Regions from separate parts of the Homo sapiens genome. Here region 2 is linked to region 1. Evidence: chromatin loops called from intact Hi-C (ENCODE). Cell type or tissue: HepG2. All regions are shown on one strand.

Region 1 (5,000 bases):
AACCCTGTACTTTGGGGTTTTATAGAGGCTTCATTATGTAGGCATGATTGATTAAATCATTGGCCATTGATGTTCAGCTCAACCTTCAGCCCCTCTTCCCTCCCCTGAGGTTAGGGGTGGGGGTGAAAGTTCCAACTTTATAATCACATGGTTGGTTCCCCTGGCCACCAACTCCCATCCCGAGGCTATCTAGGAGCCCAGCCAGAGTTGCCCGATTAGAACAAAAGATGCTACTAGCACTCCTATCTCTCAAGAAACTCCAAGGATTTTAAGAGCTCTGTGTCAGGAACTGAGGGCAGAGACCAATATGTGTACAGTCATATGCTAAATAATGGCATTTTAGCCAAGGATGGGCCATACATATGATGGTGATCTCAAAAGATTACAATGAATCTGAAAAATACCTATCCCTTAGCGATGCATGCCATGGTTGTCATAATGTCATAGTGCAATTACTTTATTTTTTAATAAATTTAGTGTAGCTAAAATAAATTTAGTGTACAGTAATGTAACATCCCAGGCCTTTCCATTCATTCACCGCTCACTCACTGGCTCACTCAGGGCAACTTCCAGTCCCACAGGCTCCATTCACGGTAACTACCCTAGACCGTGTACCTTTTTTCATCTTTTTTTTAATTTTTTTTTTTTTCAGACAGAGTCTCGCTCTGTGGCCCAGGCTGGAGTGCAGTGGTGCAGTGGCACAATCTCGGCTCACTGCAACCTCCACCTCCCAGGTTCAAATGATTCTCCTGCCTCAGCCTCCCGACTAGCTGGGATTACAGACACACACCACCACACCCAGCTAATTTTTCTACTTTTAGTAGAGATGGGGTTGCACCATGTTGGCCAGGCTGGTCTCAAACTGCTGACCACAAGTGATCCGCCCACCTTGGCCTCCCAAGTGCTGGGATTACAGGCGTGAGCCACCACGCCCAGCCCCATTTTTCATCTTTTCTAACCACATTTTTATGGTACCTTTTCTGTGTTTAGATATGTTTAGATTCACAAATACCACTGTGTTACGATTGCCTACAGTATTTGGTACAGGAGCAATAGGTTATCCCATATAGTATAGGTATGTAGTAGGTTATACCGTCTAGGTTTGTGTAAGTACTCTCTATGACGTTCAAACAACAATGAAATCACCTGATGCATTTCTCAGACTGCATCCCCATCATTAAGCAATGCGTGACTGTACTTCTTATTATTCCACAGTGGCAAAAATAAAGCAGAGCAAAACAAAACAGTGCGTGTGTGTGTGTGTGTGTGTATGCAAGTGTGTGCATCCAAGCCTCTGTGTCTGCACAGAGTAAGGGTCCGTGGCCCTCATCAATAGCATCTCATGGGCTTTGGATCAGGCATTTGTCATTTGTAATATGTCCCCTTCCATTCTAGTTCTTGCTCGGTAAACCAGTTCAAAAACGCTCATTTCTGCCTCATTCTTCATTCTCTAGCCCCATGCCTCTCCAGGATGGTCAGAGGCCACCTTAGATGGCCCCGGCCTGCCCTGTACTTAGCTTCCCTTCCTCTCACCCCATAAGCCCTCTGTGAAGAGCAGGCTCTCTCCCTCCGCTCCACTGCCCCAGCGTCTTAGCTGAGTTCATGACCATTTTCAAAAATAAACAACAAATATAGTGGGCTGTGGGGGAGACAACGCACTTTGGAGCAAGAGGATCATGAGTCATGGTTTGGCTATTTCTCTGAATTCTAGTCTTGATCAAGTTACTGAAGCTCCCTGTGCCTCACTTTTTTCATCTGTAAACTGGGACTGATGGTATGTATTATCTACCTGACGTGGTTGTTGAGGAGATAAGAGCAAATGGGAGCAGGCATACAAAAGCCCAGGAGTGACGGCAGATTGTGCTAGAGGGCTGGGACACAGCCACATGTCCCACAGGGCCCTGACCACAGCAGGGAATATAGACCCATGACCAGCCCCACACCCCAGAAGAAAGTCAGATGAAAACTGAGATCACTTATTTTCTAAGGTCCTTCTTTCCTTGGGGAGTGTCTATTTGCATGGCCAGTGTAAGAGTGAATGGATTCAAACAGGATAATGGGAACAACTGCGGAAGCTTGGTCCAAACAACTTGAGTTGACCTCCTTAAGTGTAGCCTCCTGTGGTGACAGCGCACAGGAAATGAGGGGAATTGTTGCCTCTTTGTCCAGTTAGAGCTGAGTTACAGCTCAGAGAACCCTTTAGAACCTTGGATGAAAGGAGCTAGACTTCTTTCTGCCCACGATTCTAGAACACCAACCCTGTGGACACACCTTTTTTAAAACCACCAAACAAAACCACATGGAGTGTTTATAACCAAGGAATAATGGCTCGGACCTCCCTTCCCTCAGATAGCAGGAGCTTCTTACGTAAGGGGCACTCGATTGTGTTCACAGAGCCAACAGCATGAGTCACTGACCCCTGAGGTCATTCTGGCTCTTTTCAAAGCAAACAGAGTCCTGTTTTATAGATACAGGTAAGAAGTGAAAGAAAAAAGAAAAAGACAAAAGTTAAGAATCTGAAGGCACCCAGTGAGCAGTGGGGACAAGCACCTTCTCTGTTCATTGCTGGAATCCTGGTCACCCTCGCAGAGGCAGCACATTAATGGTTCAAGGCCTTTGCACCAGTGTGTGATGTAATCGCCACAGCTCAGCAGATTGCTGAAGGAACCACCCAGCTGCTTCTTACAAGTACATACATATCCATGGTGAAAATGTTCTCTGTGCTTGTTCCCTGGGCACAATTCACAACAGAATTTAGAACTGTACTCAACATGCCTCCCTGCACTAAATATATGTCATTGCTAACGTGTGGCTCTGTCACAGAAGCCTCCGAGCTATTCAGAAACTCTCAGGAGGTCAGAAGGGCTACCTTTGTCCAGAGCTCTGGTTAAAGATTAACAGGCTGGAGTCTTTGGGCCTGGCAGGGCCTAATGTAGTCTGCTGTCACCTCTCCGGGGTGAAGGAGCTGTGCGGGGCAGGCCCAGTGCCCACCGGATGACAAGAACAAAAGCCACCACACCCAGAGGCAGGATCTAGCATCTTGACCCCAGCTCTCCCTGAACTTCTCGGGGCCTCTGTTTCCTCAGTTGTGACATAGTGGGGTTGGACCTGACTCCCAGGGTACATGACAGAGGAGGTTTGCAAGGGAGCTGGGCTGGGGTTTGGCCTGCTGCTGGGGCCCTGAGCCCTGACTGCCCCATGGAAGCACAGCAGTGCAGCCCACTTCTGCGTCTGTTGGGGCCTCCAGCTTTCCTCTTCAGGGTTGCTGAGGAAGTTCTGGCAAGTTCCATCCACAGGAAGGTGTGCTGGGGAGGGATAGCAAATGGCAGACGCAAACACTAAGCCACAGGAAGCTCCCCATGGGACCACCAGGTGAAAACTGAGCTTGGCCTTGCTCAGGGGAGCAACCTGACATGGGTTTTTTTTGTTTTTTTGGGGTTTTTTTTGAGACAGTCTTGCTCTGTCGCCCAGACTGGAGTGCAATGGCATGATCTTGGCTCACTGCAACCTCTGCCTCCTGGGTTCAAGCGATTCTCCTGCCTCAGCCTCCTGAGTAGCTGGGATTACAGGAGTGTGCCACAACTCCCCGCTAATTTTTGTATTTTTAGTAGGGACGGGATTTCACATGTTGCCCAGGCTGGTCTCAAATACCTGACCTCGTGATCCACCCACCTTGGACTTCCAAAGTGCTGAGTTTACAGGCATGAGCCACCACGCCCGGCCACCTGACATGGTTTTTATGTTCTGTGAGAAGTTTTGTTGTTTTCTTCTTTTTAACGAGAAGATTTATGAGAATTCCTGCATCTTAACATCTATCCTGACACCGAGATAGAAGGCATTCTGAAACTACACATAATCCAGAAATGTGAACTTCCACCTCGTACCCAGAGGCCTCGCCCAACATCAGGTGCTCTCAGGCTCCAGATCCATTTTCAGTCAGGAAAAGAAATGAAAATACAAAACCAAGCAATTGAGTGAGCCATCTCTTAAGGACTGAATTATCAGGCATCTATAATGCTCTTTACCCTTTTTTCTTTCCCAGTCAGCGATGCTGCTTACACTACACATAAGATAAATGCAGCCTGGAAATGCAGCCTTCCCATTTTTGTTCCAAGCAGGTGGAAGCTTCTCCCTGCTGCTGTGTGGTCCTGACACACATACCCCAGTTAAAAACAAATAAAAACAGAAATGGCCCCACCATCACTAAATAAAACACCATGTATCTCCTTTGGTCCAATCACCCCATCTCACGTGGCTGAGTGACGCTGGCAGAGCATGGACCCCTGGATGCTGGGTAACTGCAGCAGAGATTCTCTCCCTCTGTAAACAGGCTGCAACCCGAGGAATGAATGTGTGCCTTCTTCTAGGGCTGCTCCTACCCTTTGCTTGCACAGCCTCTCTCTGTGCTCTGGTTCATTACAATGCTGAAGTCACTCTGCTTATCAGGGACCTTTGAGCTGCAGAGCACTGGCAGAGGCTGTGAGGAGGGATAAAAGAAACAGAGGACTGTATTTCTGGCCCTGAGGAGTCTACCTTCTAAGGAAGAAGCAGGTAAAGTGCATATAAAAGATAATATGTTACTACATACATAAAGAAATGCAAACTCCTCTGCTGTGAACGATACTCTCAAGCCCTGGGGGCTATGGGATTAGTGAACATCGTCAACCAGGTAACTCAGGGAAAGCTTAGCCGGGTGGTGAATCCATCATTGATCCCACTAGCACAGATAGTCAGGTGCAGACATTCCAGTCAGTAAAGGCTTGCCCTCCAGTGTGCATGCTAGTGCAGGCATCCCAGGGTAGGAAACTGTAGGCAGGCTTGTTGCAGCAGTGTGGGAAAGAAACAGGGGTGAGCCACGCGGAAGGACTTACCCATGCAGAACATCAGCGCCCATTCACACATCTGTCCCTTTAACAAATGTGTATTGCCTGTTCTGACACTGACATGAGCATTCATTCATGCTGACAAATCTGGCTAATTATGATAGGCAATCAGCAACC
Region 2 (5,000 bases), 230 kb before region 1:
GGCTGGCAGCTCCTCTGTTCTGTCTGGGGGTGGTGTGTTCATGCAGGATTTGAGGAGACTGAATCATGTAATCATGTGGAGCTTTGGCTTTGAAATACTTTCTGTGCCCTGGACGATGACATCTCAAATGTTATTGAAGTTCTTGAAGCCCCCATTCCTCCTCTGTATGACAAGAATCCTAGTGACCACTTCACAGGGTGGTGATAAGATTTCAGTAGATACAGCACAGAAAGTGCTGAGGACAGGGCTGGGCACAGAGGAGGTGATCTTGGTTGTAATCATCATTATTATGCTTATAAAGGCTGCTTAGGCAATGCATGGAAGCTGGAAAGAAGTGGGTCTTCTCTGTACAGAATATGGGTAAGGAAAAAGCTTACTCTCAACATCAAGCGATGCTTCCTCTGGGCTGGAGTGGAAAAGTTGCTCCTGGCCTGCTTGCTTTGGTCTGGGAATGTCTCTGTGGCCTCCAAAAAGCAGATGAGGCTGGAGAGGGTTTCTTTTCTGGGGCAGCCTCTGGAGTTCAGACATTCAGGTTTCCCATCCTTCCCAGGGTGCTTATCTTAAAAACGTGTACCTCAGTCAAGAGATTCACTTCTAATAAGGAGAAGTTGCCAGAGCTGGCCACAGAGGGTGGTGAATGCAAGTGTAGCCCCATGGTGTTATGACAGATACTGGTTTTCATTCATGGTTCCTGGCTAATAACTCCCATAGCCCTCGTTAGTCTTTTATTATAATGTTGGGTGTGTTAGGCCTCACGGGTAGGCTTCAGACCTTCTCCTGCCTTCCTCCCACTCAAATGTTCCCCAGCCTTTCTGACTGTGCATCTTGAGACCTCCTATGAGGGTCCCACCCTGTAAAGCGGGGAAAGGAATGCTGATGTCACGAAGCTTCCATAAAAACCCAAGAGGACAGGGTGTGGGGAACTTCCCCATAGCTGGACACATGGAGGTTCTTGGAGCGTGGCGCTTAGGGAGGGCATGGAAGCTCCGCACCCCTTCCCACATACCTCGCCCTACTCGTCTCTTCGTCTGTATCCTTTGCAATATCCTTTATTATAAACTGGTAAACATAAATGTTTCCCTGAGATCTATGAGCCAATTCAGCAAATTAATCAAACCCAAAGAAGGGCACCCATGATCCCCTCTTGAAGCTGATTGGTCAGAAGTTCTGGAGGTCTGGACTTACGACTGGTGTGTTTGGTGGGGGGGCAGTCTTGGGAACTGAGCCCTCAACCTGTGGGATCTGACACTATCTCCATGTAGATAGTGTCGGAACTCAAATAGAGGACACCCAGCTGGTATCCTCTGCTTGGAGCATGTGGTAAAAAAAACTCACATATGGCCACAGAAGTTGTCTGTGTTTGATGATTGTTGTGGTATGAGAGTAGAGGGGAAGCATAGTTAGAAAGAGTTCTCTCTATACAAACCCCCAGTGGGAAGGTTTGATTGGAAAGGCATGCATGGGCTGGAGGCTGGGCTGCAGGGAAAGACACTTGCATGTGTTGTGGTCATGCTCTCAGCCTGGACACAGGGGCCAGAGGGCTGGCCCTGAAGGGTGGCAGGGCCGCCTGAGGCGGCATCTTACACTCTGCAAACAGATGCCACTCGGTTGCATACATGGGAGCAAAGTCCAGAGAGACTTTTTCTGATCCTTGAGATGGCTCCTTTGTAACTGAAGGAGAAAATGCATTTTAGAGAATTAAAATTTGGAAGTTGGCAGTATCCTACTGGTCAGCACTTGGAAAAAGGAAGTAAGAGAGGGAGGGAGGGAGGGAGGAAAGGAGGCTGGATTGGCTCTTCAACTATGAAACTTTTGACAAGTTCCATCTTGATTTTCACTCCTCTCTTTCCCATGCACTAAAGTTGACATCTAAGATAAATCACAGTGCAATTCACATGGACTCTGAAGATGAGTGTGCTAGACATTTCTTTCACTGCTGTTTGGCTGCTATGCACCCTTACAGGGATTTCTCTGGAGAGGTAGATTTCTCTGGAGAGATTGTAATCAAGTCCTGCTGGCAGAAGATGCTACCATCAGGTGTTTCTTCCTAGTCTAGAATGACATTTAACCCTAGGAAGCATGCAGCTTCTGGGGCGAACCCTGGCCACAGCCTCCTGCCGCTCTGGAGCCTCAGGTGGTAGACGTGCCGAGGTGGCACCTCATCCCACTTAGCACCCGTTTTTGGAACAACATCGTACAGAACATGTGGGCTTTTCTTTCGAAAGCTGTCACTTGGGGAGCAATCTGTGTGTCCTCCTATTATATAGTTTGATGTCTTGTTAGAATAGAAAGATTTCAAAATTAGCATCAACATTTGGGGAGAAATCAAATCTCTTCCATATGCTACTTTGCTTGGGTAGCACCAAAAAAAAAGGCAGAGCTAAGCCCCAGAATGTGTCTCTCATAGCCCCCGCCCCGCGGCCCAAGCAGGTGTGTTCTCAGACGTGCCACCTCCACAGTGGCCTAATTTCAGCTTCTATGGCTGCTCCCTGCTCTTCATCCCCATGTTCTCTCTTCCCCCATCATCTGGCTCTGTTCCCCCTCTGCTCTTGCTTCCCTTGCTGATGCACCGTTGCTGATGCGGTGGCATTGTAACTTGAAGGCCAGCAATCTGAGACCCCCCTCCTCACTCCTGGGCTCTCTCCCTCATGCTGATTCTTACGGGAGGAAGGGCTGGGAATTGGTCAACGTGCCTCTGATCTGGCCACACCCTATTCTCCAGGGAGCCTTGTCAGGCCTTGCCTCACCCTAAACATAAAAACAAATGACGCTGACCTCAAAGTCAAGGCTTCCATAGAACTCTCAGATTAGAGAGCGAATATTCCCAGATCAAAGTAGGCACAACTCTTTTATGGACCACTCTCGGCAGTGAAGGATTCTGTTCTCTGACTCATTCATTGGAATCTTTGCAACTTGTTCAACTGCATATCCTACAGACAGGTCTCTGGGCATTTCATGGTGCCCTGTTGGCCAGAAAAAAGACCTTAGACCTTGACCTTTTTTGTTTTAACTGAATAATCTCCTGGGTCTCATCTAAGTAAATATTTTTCTTGTTCACGAAAGTTCCTGTGGTGAGCAGTGAATTCTCATACAAAAAATACTATCAAGCAAGGATTTCTTGCCTTCTAGGAAATCATCATTTTATCCAGGTTGATCTATCTTGGAAGATTACCAATTAGTCCTAACCATAAAAAAAATCAGTAAAATGCTTCCCTTTTGGCCTTTCATGCTGCCAGAGCAGATAAACTTCACCTCCCAGGGTCCAAGCACCGAGTACTGGCCTTGGGCTCTTTTTTTAGTACCTTGAGACCAAGGAAAACAAAGCAAATTCAGAATGAATAAAAATGATTTCATATATTATAATATATCATATTAATAGAGTGAAGTAGAAAAGTATGTTCTTTTCTTAATATACACAGAAAGAAAGAGACAATATTCAACATCAATGAGTTCTAAATCATTGGTAGCAAACTTGAAATAGGACAGAGCTTCCTTTTTGGGGCCCTTTGTCTTTGGCTCAGATTAATTCATTGAATCAAATAGCTGACACCTTGGAGATTTTGTAAGTCTGAGGTCAAGTGAGTGCCAGTGGAGAGGGAAGACGGACAAAAATAGGAGGGGGCAGAAGCCATCCAGGGTAGTTGTAAATTCCAGGCTTACCTCCGGGCTCTCAGGGGTCTCACTGGCATATTGAAGAAAATCAAAATATTTCATCCCAAAATATATTTCTTTGACACATTTTGAGATTGCTGTTCACAGAGCCCGCATACAGAAGCAGCCCTGCAAGGCTGTCATTTGTGGGGAAATTTGCACCTGCAGAGAATCTGATTGACGCAGCTGTCTCGGAGGCCCTCACTTGTCTGGATCTAGGAAAGATTAACTGAGGTTCTTTTTTAAAGAACTGACATCTTTAAAGATCTGAAAGAAACATTCACCATCTATGCTTTCTGAGGGCTGCTACCTGTGGGGTTTCTTGTATGTAACAAGGTGACCTTTGCTAGCCAGGCCTCCTCTTCTCCCCCTTCCATAACCTGTGTTGTCACCATAACCTGTTGCACCTCCAATGCTTGTTTTTGGTCATATTCTGAGTCTTCTTGTCTCTGTAACCTCAAGATGTACCCCACTGGGTGGCTGGGTAATCACTTTGTGATTTTCTCCTCTGTGCATGTTAGTAACTTTGTCTGCCTTTTCTCTTACTGATCTGCCTTTTGTCAGTTGATTTTTCAGCAAACCTTCAGAGAGCGAAGGGAAAGTTTTCCCTTGACCCCTACAATGTTAAGGTGGCACTGAGACACTGGCCAGTAGGGGCACCTCTCCTGGCCTCCCTCTTCTCCCCAGCATCTTGCATTGTCACAGTCCTAGCTTCTGTTCCCGACTAGTGGGACTGGAAAAAATGTGGGAGCAGCTTCAAGCCTGTTCTTCTCTCCTGTCCTGTATATGAGTGAGGGCACCAGGGCAGCCAGGCAGGATAGACTTTCATTTCTCTCTCACAGAACAGTCCAGAGGCAGGGCGGTCCTGGCAGGTTGGCTGGATGCATGAGGCCATCCCAAGACCCCAGCTCCTCCCCTCTTGATGCTCTGTCATCCCCTGGGTGGCTCACATCTGCACCTGCAGCCCATGGGAAGCACAGGGGGAGTAGAGGATGCCCCCTTCCTTTGTAAGAGATGGTACCTAGGAGCTGTCCTGGTCTACTTCTGCTCAGATCCCATCAGCTGGAACTCAGACAATGCCACACGCAGCCCCCAGGGAGACTGGGAGTGCTGGTCTCCAGCTGGGAAGCTGTGTGCCCTGCTGACCCCCTATTGAAGGAAAGAATGAGAGAATGGAGACAAGCACAGCCAGCCACTCCCTCCCTCCCAGCTCAACTCGGACCCCGCTTTCCACGGGAGTTCTGGGCTTGGGCCCCTTCCCAGTGCTCCTGCATGCCAGTGTCTGCGTCTGAGGGCCCCACATCCCCGCAGGTCCCGATTTGAGGGGCTAGCCACTCCCTTGGCTTCTG

The links. Peaks named below come from ENCODE experiments on the same cell type or tissue, not always from the same donor. Only the 100,000 strongest peaks of a DNase experiment are listed, where the experiment ranks them.
Region 2: it touches region 1 in a loop (6-fold over the local background); 2 of 110 quality-filtered maps call a loop at or near these places.

The regions. Positions count from the first base shown.
Region 1 is chr1:228,836,026-228,841,025 of GRCh38, reverse strand. No RefSeq gene overlaps it. Among named protein-coding and RNA genes, the nearest start is that of RHOU, 100 kb to the right of the region's middle. In HepG2, no CTCF peak of the experiment used is centred here; DNase peaks (open chromatin) are centred at 1,675, 2,375, 2,885 and 4,365; H3K4me3 peaks cover 1,151 bases.
Region 2 is chr1:229,062,415-229,067,414 of GRCh38, reverse strand. No RefSeq gene overlaps it. Among named protein-coding and RNA genes, the nearest start is that of LINC02815, 90 kb to the left of the region's middle. In HepG2, no CTCF peak of the experiment used is centred here; a DNase peak (open chromatin) is centred at 2,874.